Regions from separate parts of the Homo sapiens genome. Here region 2 is linked to region 1. Evidence: chromatin contacts called from ENCODE Hi-C or POLR2A ChIA-PET data. All regions are on one chromosome and are shown on one strand. Each heading gives the region's core, a stretch centred on a gene start or an enhancer-like site at or near the end of the contact. The rest is flanking DNA. Distances are from core to core; before and after follow the strand shown. Region 1 overlaps PRKAG2 (protein kinase AMP-activated non-catalytic subunit gamma 2). Region 2 overlaps PRKAG2 (protein kinase AMP-activated non-catalytic subunit gamma 2).

What was found. A loop is a pair of places that touch in the nucleus more often than their neighbours do. ChIA-PET counts read pairs that join two places held with the same protein, here RNA polymerase II (POLR2A). Pooled maps may share reads with other maps.
Region 2: a loop to region 1 is called in a pooled map, with 2.1 times the contacts of the local background. The contact joins two enhancer-like sites. A Hi-C loop is called at or near these places in 1 of 168 maps with a recorded cell type or tissue (CD14-positive monocyte) and 2 of 50 pooled maps. POLR2A ChIA-PET finds 5 or more read pairs at or near these places in 4 of 52 experiments (AG04450, MCF 10A, PC-9 and 1 more).

What each region holds. Positions count from the first base shown.
Region 1 is chr7:151,648,881-151,654,755 of GRCh38, reverse strand. The region is part of intron 4 of PRKAG2 (protein kinase AMP-activated non-catalytic subunit gamma 2); the gene reads left to right. Among named protein-coding and RNA genes, the nearest start is that of RHEB, 130 kb to the right of the region's middle. Within about 2 kb of position 2,980, at least 9 of the 41 ENCODE cell types and tissues checked have a DNase peak (open chromatin) inside an H3K27ac peak, as active enhancers do.
Region 2 is chr7:151,751,038-151,756,912 of GRCh38, reverse strand. The region is part of intron 3 of PRKAG2 (protein kinase AMP-activated non-catalytic subunit gamma 2); the gene reads left to right. Among named protein-coding and RNA genes, the nearest start is that of PRKAG2-AS2, 52 kb to the left of the region's middle. RefSeq lists enhancers at 1-50, 1,239-2,020, 286-3,966, 3,587-4,370. Within about 2 kb of position 2,657, at least 24 of the 41 ENCODE cell types and tissues checked have a DNase peak (open chromatin) inside an H3K27ac peak, as active enhancers do.

The sequences.
Region 1 (5,875 bases), core at 1,731-4,230:
ACACCACTGCACCCCAGCCTGGGCCATAGAGCGAGACTCTGTCTCAAAAAAGAAAAACCCAGCATATCCTGAGCTACTTTGACATTTCTCCTCCTCCTCTACTTTGTCTCCCTTTACTGTCTCTGGCACTTTCTCCAATATCAGACTGAGCATAGTAAAAGCACAGGAGAAAAATGACAAAAAGGAAGGTGAACTATAGTACACTATATGGTTTGGCTCAGGTATCAGTAGTATTTGCATAGTCGTAATAAGTTGAAACCTTGAATATTGACATAGCAAAAGAATTCATAACTATATGGACAGTGGGAGGAAGGGTTTGGGGGCAAGGTGCATTTGTGAGAGGTAGTCTTGATAGGCATAGAGAAAAAATAGAAATGACTAACATCAGTGAGCCATATGAGTTAAGGAGGGGAAGCTAGCAATGCTGTGATTGTGTCTGGGGTGCAAGAAGACTGCAGCACAGAAGGCGGGCCAGGGGATGGCTTGCTGCAAGCCTCGTCCTCATCCTTCACCATGGGACATCCTGTAGACACGTTTCTTTGAAGACAAAGTTAAATGGAAGAAAGGCTTTCCTGGTTGGCATATCTATGATCAGCCAATGAACACTGTATGACTATTTCAAAAGGATGGGTTTGTCTGTCCAAAAACAGATAAAGAAAACCCCAGCATCTATAAAACACAAAGAAATTATCCTCATTTTGAAAACACCATGATTTAAAACATCTAAAATAATTATGATAATTTTTAAACAAGTAAAATTATATTGCATATAAGGGTATTTATCAACTTAAGTAGGGTTCAGTCTCTTTTGAGGAATAGAAATTTGACAGATTTCTGTCATTATGAGTATATGAAAGGATTGGGCTTATCTGCAGCGAGACGTGTACCAAGTCTGTAAGATTTTTGTTCGTTTTGAGATGGAGTCTCGCTCTGTCACTCAGGCTAGAGTGCAGTGACACAATCTCAGCTCACTGCAACCTCCAGCTCCAGGGTTCAAGTGATTCTCCTGCCTCAGCCTCCCAAGTAGCTGGGATTACAGGCATCCGTCACCATGCTTGGCTAATTTTTGTATTTCTAGTAGAGACTTGGTTTCACCATGCTGGCCAGGCTGATCTCAAACCCCTAACCTCAGGTGATCGGCCCGCCTCAGACTCACAAAGTGCTGGAATTAGAGGCATGAGCCACTGCACCCAGCCCCAAGTCTGTAACATGTTAAAAAAGAATTTTCAACCCATTCCTGTTTGCTTCTCTGTTGCATTTCCAACCCATGATTTGGATTCTAGTAGCCTGAGGTTATCCAGGTTGTCGTATCGGTGGGTGAGAATAACTAAATTATGTACATTTTGTTAATTATCCAGTACTCATAAGGACAAATTTTTTCCTGTTTTCGATCTAAAGGGGACTGAAGCTATATTAATCAGCACTAGAATAGTCTAAAACCCCTTGCACTTTAAAATATGTATGTGGTATTTAGGCAAAAAGCTAACGTATTTTTTTTTAACAAGCAAATTTAATGATAATTTTTTCACACTGAAAACACTACTAATGATGTGGTTGAGATAAAGGGAACAGGACCTCTTGGTTTATAGAAGGTAGTAGAAATTTGGATTATAGCTGTACTAGGCTCTGCTATGATGATTAAAGTTTTTTCTGTTGATACCTCACACAATTCTAGGGCATTAAGTTCAGAGAAAAGGAGGAAAGGGATATTTCCTTTAACTTTCATTAGCGCCTGAGTTATTTCTGAGCTTGAGGTCTTGCTGTACGGCAGTTCAGTAGTTATCAAATCAGTTGGTCTCAGGACCCCTGTGTACTCATAATTATTGAGACCCAAACAAGCCGGGTGTGGTGGCTTCCATCTGTAATCCTGACACTCTGGGAGGCTGAGGCGGGCAGATCGCTTGAGCCCAGGAGTTCAAGCCCAGCCTGGACAACGTGGTGAAACCCCATCACTACAGAAAAATTAGCCAGGTGTGGTGGCTCACATCTGTAGTCCCAGCCACTCATGAGAAGGACCACTTGAGCCTGGGGGTGAAGAGGTTGCAGTGAGCCCGATCATGCCATTGTACTCTAGCCTGGGTGACCCCATCTCAAAAAGAAAAAAGAGACCCAATGGGCTTTTTTGGATATTGGGTTCCATCTACTAATATTTACCATATTGTGTGCCTGCTTTGACAGCACATATACTAAAACTGGGATGATACAGAGAAGATTAGCAAAACAAGAAAAGAAAAAAGAAAAAGAATTTACCATATTATAAATTAAAACTTTTTAAATATTAATTTATCTGAAAAGATCAGTAATAAACTCATTACATATTAGCATAAATCCATCTTTGTGAAAAAGAACTCCTTTTACATTGCTGCAAAGCTTTTTCATGTCTGGGTTAGAAGAATTCGGTGGAATTCTCAGATCTGCTTCAGCACCCGGTCTGTTGCCATATGTTGTTTTGGTTGAAGCACATGAAGAAAATCGAGCCTCAGACAGATAGGCGGTTGGAAAAAAAGAGAGGAGTGTATTGGTTTACCTCTTCAGATAATTGTGGATAGCCTTCTTGACAAGTGGTGGGGTTTTTTAAATATTTAACTGCTAAATAAAAATCGTATATAATTATGGGGTACACTGTGATGCTGTGATATGTGTATACAATACAGAATGATTAAACCGAGCTAATTAACGTATCTGTCACCTCACATACCTATCATTTCTTTGTGAGAACACTTAAAATCTACACTTAGCAGTCTTTATTATTAACTGTAGTCACAGTGCTGTGCGATACATCAGAACTTATTTCTCCCATGAAACTGAAACTTTGTACACTTTGGCCAGCCTCCTGCCTTTCCCCATCCAACCCCAGCCCCAGTCTCTGGAACCTCCATTCTACTCGCTGCCTTTATGAGTTTCACTGTTTATAATCTACAAGTGAGCTCATGCAGTACTTGTCTTTCCGTGCTTGGCTTATTTCACTTAGCCTGATGTCATCTGTGACAACATGGATGAACCCAGAGGACAAGTGGTAGTTTCTTGAAGGTTAGCCGCAGTGTGTAATCTGACACCATATCATTGAACTTTTCGGAGCCTACTTACCTAGAGTCTATTATGTTAGAATCTGTCCATCTATCTTGCATTTTTGGTTTTTTGTTTGTTTTTAGGTGGAGTCTCGCCCTGTTGCCTAGGCTGGAGTGCAGTGGCGCAATCTCAGCTCACTGCAACCTCCACCTCCCGGGTTCAAGAGATTCTCCTACCTCAGCCTCTCGAACAGCTGGGATTACAGGCACTCGCCACCAAGCCCAGCTAATTTTTGTATTTTTAGTAGAGACGGGGTTTCACTATGTTGGCCAGGATGGTCTCGAACTGCTGACCTCAAGTGATCTGCCCACCTTGGCCTCCCAAAGTGCTGGGATTACAGGCATGAGCCACCGTGCCCAGCCCTATCTTGTATTTCGAATGGATCTTTCACCCATGCATGATTTTATAATACCATGCATTAGTCATCTGGAAAATATTGGCTCACTGACTAATGCAGATCTTCCAAATAGGAACACATTTTGTTACACAATAACTAAAAAGCATTTCTTAATAACACCACTAATCTCCCCAGAGAAATCTCTAAGTATGGGGAAATTGTCAAGCTCATCGTGGCAGACACAAGGTTTCCAAAATTCTAATTTTTGCTTGAAAACTCAAACTTTATCATTGACAACAAATATGTCAGTTGTTTTCCTTGCAGTGACAGGCTCAGTTTATTCATTTTGAAAAAAAACTGTCTACCAAATACCCAGGTCCAAATAACTACAATTTTTCAGGGTTTTAAAAGCAGCTCAATTGCACATGTTTTCCTCAAGAACATCATCATAATTTGCAACGGAAAAGTTATATGTGCACCTCTCATTTCATCACACAGAATATTAAAAAGACACATACTCAAGAGCTGAGATTTGACAAAATGAATAAATGTATGGCATTATCAAAGACCTTCTTAAGTGACACTGGCCTTCTCCCCTGGAGTAGGAGGTTGTCACAGTTTGCCACTGCCTTGTTGATGTGAATTAAGGCACCAGAATTTGCCACGGTGCTGACATTGATGGGGAAAAGCAATGGTGGGTAAAAAGCAAATGACGCCTTAGTGTTGGCACAAAAAGTTTCCACCTGTAGACTCCCTGAAAAGGTTTCATGGACCCTCAGGAGTCCTCTGGCCAGTTTTCAAACTGCTAGTATAGCGTGTCAGCATATGTCACTGTTGTCAAGCATTACTGTCATCCACAGATCTTTAGGAACACAGCGACAGGAACTGCTGAGTTTGGTAGGATTTAGGACCATAACCCCTTCCCCTGCTCTGGTTCCAATCTTAACATGCAAACCATTCCCTAGAGGTAAAGTTTGCGTAATTGCCCACTTCTCAGCAGAAAAATCATTAACCATTACCATTTTTCTTCTAAATTTTTTTTTTTTTTGAGACTGGGTTTCGCTATCACCCAGGCCCACTTCTCAGCAGGAAAATAGTCAACCATTACCATTTTTCTCTTAAACTTTTTTGTTGAGACAGGCTCTCTCACTCTGTCACTCAGGCTGGAGTGCAGTGATGTGATCACAGCTCACTGCAGCCTCCACCTCCCAGGCAATCCTCCCGCCTCAGGCTCCTGAGTAGCTGGGACTATAGGCGCGTGCCACCGTGTCCGGCTAATTTTCTTTTTAATTTTTGCTGTTTAAAAAGAAAATAGAAATACCAAGTAGTCATTACGCTTTGCAACACATACAGGGGTGTGTGTCGGGGAGGTGAGGGGGACATTTCCTCCAGATATGTAGAATTAGATACCTGCATATCCCTTTAAAAAGCACTGTATGAGTCCATTCTCTCATTGCTATAAATACCTGAGACTGGGTAATTTATAAAGGAAAGAGGTTTAATTGGCTCACAGTTCTGCAGGCTGTACAGGAAGCATGATGCTGGTATCCGCTCGGCTTCTCTGGAGGCTTCAGTAAAATTATAATCATGGCAGAAGGTGAAGGGGCCGCACATACCTCACGTGGCGGGAGCAGGAGCAAGAAGGAGGGGAGGCACTGCATGCTTTTGAACAACCAGCTCTCATGAAAATTCACTGACTATCACGAGGACAGCACTGAGGGGATTGTGCTAAACCATTCATGAGAAACCGCCCCCATGATCCAATCACCTCCTACCAGCCCCACATCCAACACTGGAGATTACAATTGGGCATGAGATTTGGGTGGGGACACAGATCCAAACCATATCAAGCACAACCAACATGACAAAAGTTGGTACACACTAATTTTTCACCATATTACTTGCAACTTAAAAATGCAGTCTTGGCCAGGCACGGTGGTTCACACCTGTAATCCCAGCACTTTGGGAGGCCAAGGTGAGAGGATCACTTGAGATCAGGAGTTCAAGACCAGCCTGGACAACATGGTGAAACTCCATCTCTGCTAAACATACACAACTTAGCCAGGTGTGGTGGTAGGTGCCTGCAATCCCAGCTACTCAGGAGGCTGAGGCAGGAGAATCGTTTGAACCTGGGAGGTGGAGGTTGCAGTGAGCCAAGATCACACCACTGCACTCCAACCTCGGCAACAGAATGAGACTCCGTCTCAAATAAAATAAAATAAAATAAAATAAAATAATCATTCCTTCCCTCAGGTCTAACTTAGTACAGACACTGGCTACTTGCTCTTCGGGTGAAGGGAAATTTGAGCACATTTAGTGACAAGAACATTCCTTTAACTCATATCCCATATGAATGACTACGTCTTTCGGTCAAGAGGCATCCGAAGATGTACACTCTATTTCTTTATTATGTAGTCTCTGATCATAAAAAGGAAAAAAAAAAAATCCTGGTCCTCTCTCACATACCTG
Region 2 (5,875 bases), core at 1,408-3,907, 100 kb before region 1:
CCTAGCTCAGCTGTCAGCCCGGGTCCTACCTGGAAGAGGGTTACTCTCCGTACTAAAAGCAGATGGAGTTTAATACACGGACGTCACAGTTCTGATTATGTGGCTGCGTGGTTATAAAGGTGAGGAAAGAGCTGAGACGCCAGACTAGAGTTTGGGAAGCGACCCACCGATGAGTAAGGAAAATCCTTTCCCACCCCAGGTGGGAGAAGGGAAGAGGGCGGCGCTGGGAGCCCTGGCGGGGCTGGAACCAGGAGCTGCAGTTGGTCTGTCTGGCAGGAACGGGAGCCAAAGGGGCTGTAGCTATGGTCAGATGTTGCCCAAGGTGTCTCCCTGTCTCCTGCCCAGCGGGAGCCTGGACACATGGCAGCAGGGGTCAGAGGTCAGCCCCTGCATCCAGGCAGAGTAGGGGTGAGGATTGAGCATGAGAGCAGCGCAGGTACCCGCTCGCCTGGAGGCACCACTGAGTCGTTGCGTGTGCCTGAGCCATGTGCTGAGCGGGGTGCCCGAGATGCACCCACAAATCCATCTAGGGTCCCTCCCAGCATTGCAAGGACAGGAAACCTTTGGTGCCTCAGAGGCAGAGAGGTTCCTGGGGAAGCTCTGGTGGCTCCTACGTTAAAAGGAACCCACACTTCCTTCGTTGCAGTCACGTGTGTGGTGTGTGTTCCTGGGGCATTGCTCACATGACCTGTACGTGAGTCATTTTACTCCTCACTTTCAGGGAGGCCACAGGGGCCTGTGGGACTGTACCGATGGTGCAGAGGCGAGACCTGCTTTGGGGGCAGAGGGACCTGTGGCTGCCGGCATCACTGGTGGTCCAGGGGGAGAGGCCTGAGAAGAGGAGGAGACCAATGGGGGATGGGAGAGGAGGCGGGAGAGGGCAGTGGAAGTATTTGTGTTTGCGCACAGGTAGAGACACTGAGGACTTTTCTCCACTTCCACCTGGGAGGGCCCCGCAGCCTCCTGGAGGAACCTCATGGTGTGCACAGGTGATTTATATCATTAATACCAAAGAACACGAGCAACTGCTAAAGTGAGTTGCTTTAGGCACCGGGGTGAAACTGGGAAGGCTCGTGAGGGGCCGTGGCCCCCGTGAGAGTCCCCTTGCTGCCTTGGAAATGACTCTGCCCAGCAAGGAGAGGAGTCTCTTCAAACAGCAGTTGACAAATGTTTCCTGTAAAAAGCCAGATGGTAAATGTCTTAGACTTCGAAGGCCACGTGGTCTCTTTTGCAACTACGAAGCCATAGACAAAGTATAAACTAATGGTGCAGCTGTGTTCCAATAAGTATTTATAAAAGCAGGTGGCCAGCAGGATTGGGCCATTGGGTAGTAATTTGCCAACTCCTGTTTTTAAAACATAAATCCCATCATGTCATCCCCTGTTCAACCCCTTGACGCCGCCCCAGCACATTTAAATGAAAACTCCAAGCCCCACCACACATGGCCTCTGAGGTCCTCTGAGGTCACCCTGGGCTGGCTCTGACTGTGTCTTGTGCACACCCACCCCCTGTCTTCCTCTGCTCAGGCTCATGTCCCCTAGGCCCTCTGCCTGAAACACCCTGAGATGCTGAGCATGTCCCCTAGGCCCTCTGCTAGAAAACACCCTGGAGCCAGAACACCCTTGAGGCTGTGCTGTGCCGTGCCTCCCAGATTCCCGATTCCTTCAAGAATGAGGAACTCACTCCCAGCTGTGGGTGTGACAGACAGATGGCCCTCAGCTAAGGAGCACCACCTCGCCAGCCTTCAGCCCCTCCCAGAGCCGGCCTACGCCCAATAACCGGCCGATGTACATAAAGGACCAGCCCCCGACCCCCGCTCAGGACAGCTCTGAAGGGGCATCCGGGCTTCAGAACTCTCTGTCGGGGCTTCACGGGGTCTCCATCGCCCCTTTGTCAGGCCCAAGAGCACTCCCTGATGTACATCCAACATGCTCATTTCCATCCCAGAGCCTGCCTCTCAGAGAGCCTGCAGCGACCCTTCCTGCAGATAGACACAGGTGGGGTCCCTTCCTTCAGGTCGCTGCTCCAACTTTCCAATACCACAGTGGCCTTCGGAAGGAAGGGAGGCAGGGGAACTGAGGGGACCGCGAAGGTAGGGCCTGGAGAAGTGCTGGGGAGTGAGGTGCAGCTCGAAGTGCTGGAGAGTGAGGTACTCGAAGTTAGGGCCTGGAGAGGTGGTGGGGAGTCAGGTGCGGCGGAGGGGGTTGGGTGGGCGGGAGAACAGGGACTATATGAAGCCAAAGCCCAGCCTCCCTCAGGGCTGTGCCCTGTGAGTTGTACAAAGGGCCCTGGGTCTGTCCCCAGATGTTGCCATGATCCAGAATTACTGTGAGCTTTACCCTGTACCCGACAAAAAAGATTGACTCTGGCTTGCCCAAGTCTGCCCCTAAGCCCCAGTGCTGGCCCAGCCAACGCGGGCACCCTGGGCCCCCCGCTCACTGGCCACAGCTGGAGCCTTCCGGACCAGGGCAGCTGATGAGGTCTGAATACTGGGGCTGAGCAGACTCCAGAAAAACGTGACTCATCTTGCCTGCCCACAAAGAAAGGAAAAGTATGTGCGGCATCCAAGTTTCCTGAAAAGTTCAGCCAACACATTGCAGAGTTATGTGGCCTGGCATCCCGTGTGGTCCCTGGGGACAGCGCCCTCTGGCGCCAGCCTGGAAGACGTCCCCAGCCAGGGCTGGCCTGCACATCCTGTGTCCAGGCTGTTATTATTTGGGAGAAGCCAACGAAAAATTCCCGGAAGAATCTCCTTGCCCTCAGCGAGTTAGAGTCCTCTAGTTCTCTCAGGGCCTGCTTTGGTGATGCTCCCACCTTCGGAGACAGTAAAAGGCAGCACTAACACATGCTCTTACTTAACACACAGGCCCACTGTAGCTCTTTTTCTTTTTTTCGAGATGCGGTCTTGCTCTGCCTCTCAGGCTGGAGTGCAGTGGTGCGATCACAGTTCACTGCAACTCAAGCGATTCTCCTACCCCAACCTCCTGAGTAGCTGCGACTACAGGTGTGCACCATCATGCCCGGCTAATTTTTAAATATTTTGTAGAGATGGGGTTTTGCCATGTTGCCCAGGCTGGTCTCAAACACCTGGGCTTAAGCGATCCTCCTGCCTTGACCTCCCAAAGTGCTGGGATCATAGGCACAAGCCACTGCTCAGCCTGTATTTCTTAATTCCTTTTTTAAAATAACACTTTAGGGCTGGGCGAGGTGGCTCACGCTTGTAATTCCAGCACTTTGGGAGGCCAAGGTAGTGGATCACTTGAGCCCAGGAGTTCGAGACCAGCCTGAGCAACATGGTGAGACTCTGTCTCTAAAAAAACAATTATTAAATAATAAATAACATTTTATTTTGACAATTTCAAACATAAAGTCACAAAAATAATACAAAGAGTTCTCATATCCTTTTCACCCAGATTGCCCGATGTTAGCATTTCACCAGATCTGCCCATATCTCATTTCTCACGATCTCTCACTGTGTGTTTATATGAATTCTGAACCCCTGAGAGGAATTTGCAGACATCATATCCCTTTACCCCTAAATATTTCAGTGGATGTTTCATAAAAACAGGGTCATTCTCCTAACCACAGTATAATTGTCAAAATCAGGAAATCAGCACAAATATCATGCTATCAGCTAAGCTGCAGGCTTCATTCACATTTTGTGCCTTGTCTCAGGGGCGTCATTTCTTGGAAGAGGAGACCTCCAGCCACGCGTTTTGTTTCGTTGTCCTTTCTCTTCAGTCTCTTCATCTGGAACAGCTCCTCAGTCCTGTCTCATCTGTCACGACCTGAGCACTTTTCAGGAGGACAACGGCCAGTTCTTGTGTCACCTGCCCTTCGACATTTCCTCACCATCAGAGCCAGCCTCCGCCCTCAGGTGGGCACCCACCCATCCGTGGGCTGCCCTGGGCTTCTGCATCCCAGCAGGGTCACCCGATGCGGCCGCGACACCTTTCCGGTGAAGTGGACGCCGGTCACTTGGTGAAGGGGGCGTCTGCCACCATAAAGTTCTCTACTTTAATAAAGGGCTTACTTTCCCCCTTGTCACCAGTCAGGGCTTCAGGGGGACCTACTTTGGGATTGTGTAAATGTCTTCTTTCTCATCAAACTTTCACTTGCTAGTTTTAGGATTGATATGTATTTCTTGCCTGAATTGTTACTATAGTAATTACCAAAAGGCGATTTTCTAAATTTATCATGAATTCTACATTGACTGGTTGGAATGCTACTTTAAAGAACAGGTTTTTCTTCTCTCCCTGTGTGTGTATGTATCTATGGACTCATGGATTTGTATCCTATTCAGTGCCATGTTATTTCTCATTATCAAATATTTTAAAAAATTTTTATTTTAGGTTTGGGGGTCCATGTGAATGTTTGTTACATAGATAAAGATGTGTCATGGGGGTCTGTTGTACATATTATTTCATCACCCACGTATTTCATCATGTATTAGGCTCAGTACCCAATAGTTATCTTTTCCGTTCCTCTCCCTCCTCCCACCCTCTGCCTCTTAAGTAGCCCCCAGTGTTTGTCGTTTCTTTCTTTGTGTTCGTAAGTTCTTATTATTTAGCCCCCACTCATAAGTGAGAACATGCAGCACTTGGTTTTCTGTTCCTGTGTTAGTTTGCTAAGGATGATCGCCTCCAGCTCCATCCATGTTCCCTCAAAAGACGTGATCTCTTTCTTTTTTATGGCTGTGTAATATTCCGCAGCACATATGTACTACATTTTCTTTATCTGGTCTGTCATTGATGGGCATTTAGGTTGATTCCATGTCTTCATTATCAAGTTTTTGATGCTCAAATTGTCCTAGACGTGGCCAGCAGGAGCCTCTCCAGGCGGATCACTGTGTCCTTTGACTTTCCCCATCATATCCCCACCCTGTCCCCATCATGCTGTGGGCACTTCCTGGCTTTCTGGCTGATCTTGTACATTCCTCACCCCAGCCCTGGAATTAGCCATTGCTCTAAAGAGCCCTTGTCACTTTTAGTGGCAAATAGTGTTTACGTGTGCATGTCACTCCTGGGGTGTCATTGCTTCTAGGCCTTCTCAGCAGATGTATTAGAGACAACCTAAACACCCACATAGAAGAGAGTAGTTGGCCAGGTGAGGTGGCTTACACATGTAATCCCAGCACTTTGGGAGTCTGAGGCAGGAGGATTGCTTGAGCTCAGGAGTTCAAGACCGTAGCGAGACCCTGTCTCTACCAAACAAACAAACAAACAAACAAACAAACAAAAATAGCTGGGCATGGAGACATGTGCCTGTCGTCCCAGGTACTTGGGAGTCTGAGGCAGGATGATCACTTGAGCCCAGGAGTTCACGGCTGCAGTGCGCTGTGATTGCACTGCACTCCAGTCTGGGCGACAAAGCGAGAACCTGTCTCAAAAAAATAAATAAATAAATAAATAATAAATAGAGTAGTTCAATGAAATAAAGAAGTTACAGCTACATAGCAGAGTACCATGTAGCTGTAAAAAAAATATGGCATCTTTGGGCCGGGCGTGGTGGCTTACTAAACCTGTAATCCCAGCACTTTGGGAGGCTGAGGCAGGCAGATCACGAGGTCAGGAGATCGAGACCATCCTGGCTAACACGGTGAAACCCCGTCTCTACTAAAAATAAGTAAATAAATAAATAAATAAAAATTAGCCTGGCATGGTGGCGGGCACCTGTAGTCCCAGCTACTTGGGAGGCTGAGGCAGGAGAATAGCATGAACCTGGGAGGCAGAGCTTGCAGTGAGCTGAGATCACACCACTACACTCCAGCCTGGGCGACAGAGTGAGACTCCGTCTCAAAAAAAAAAAAAAAAAGGAATCTTTGAATCAGTATGGCAAAAGACATGCCTAGGCAATCCTCAAAAGACATGAAAAT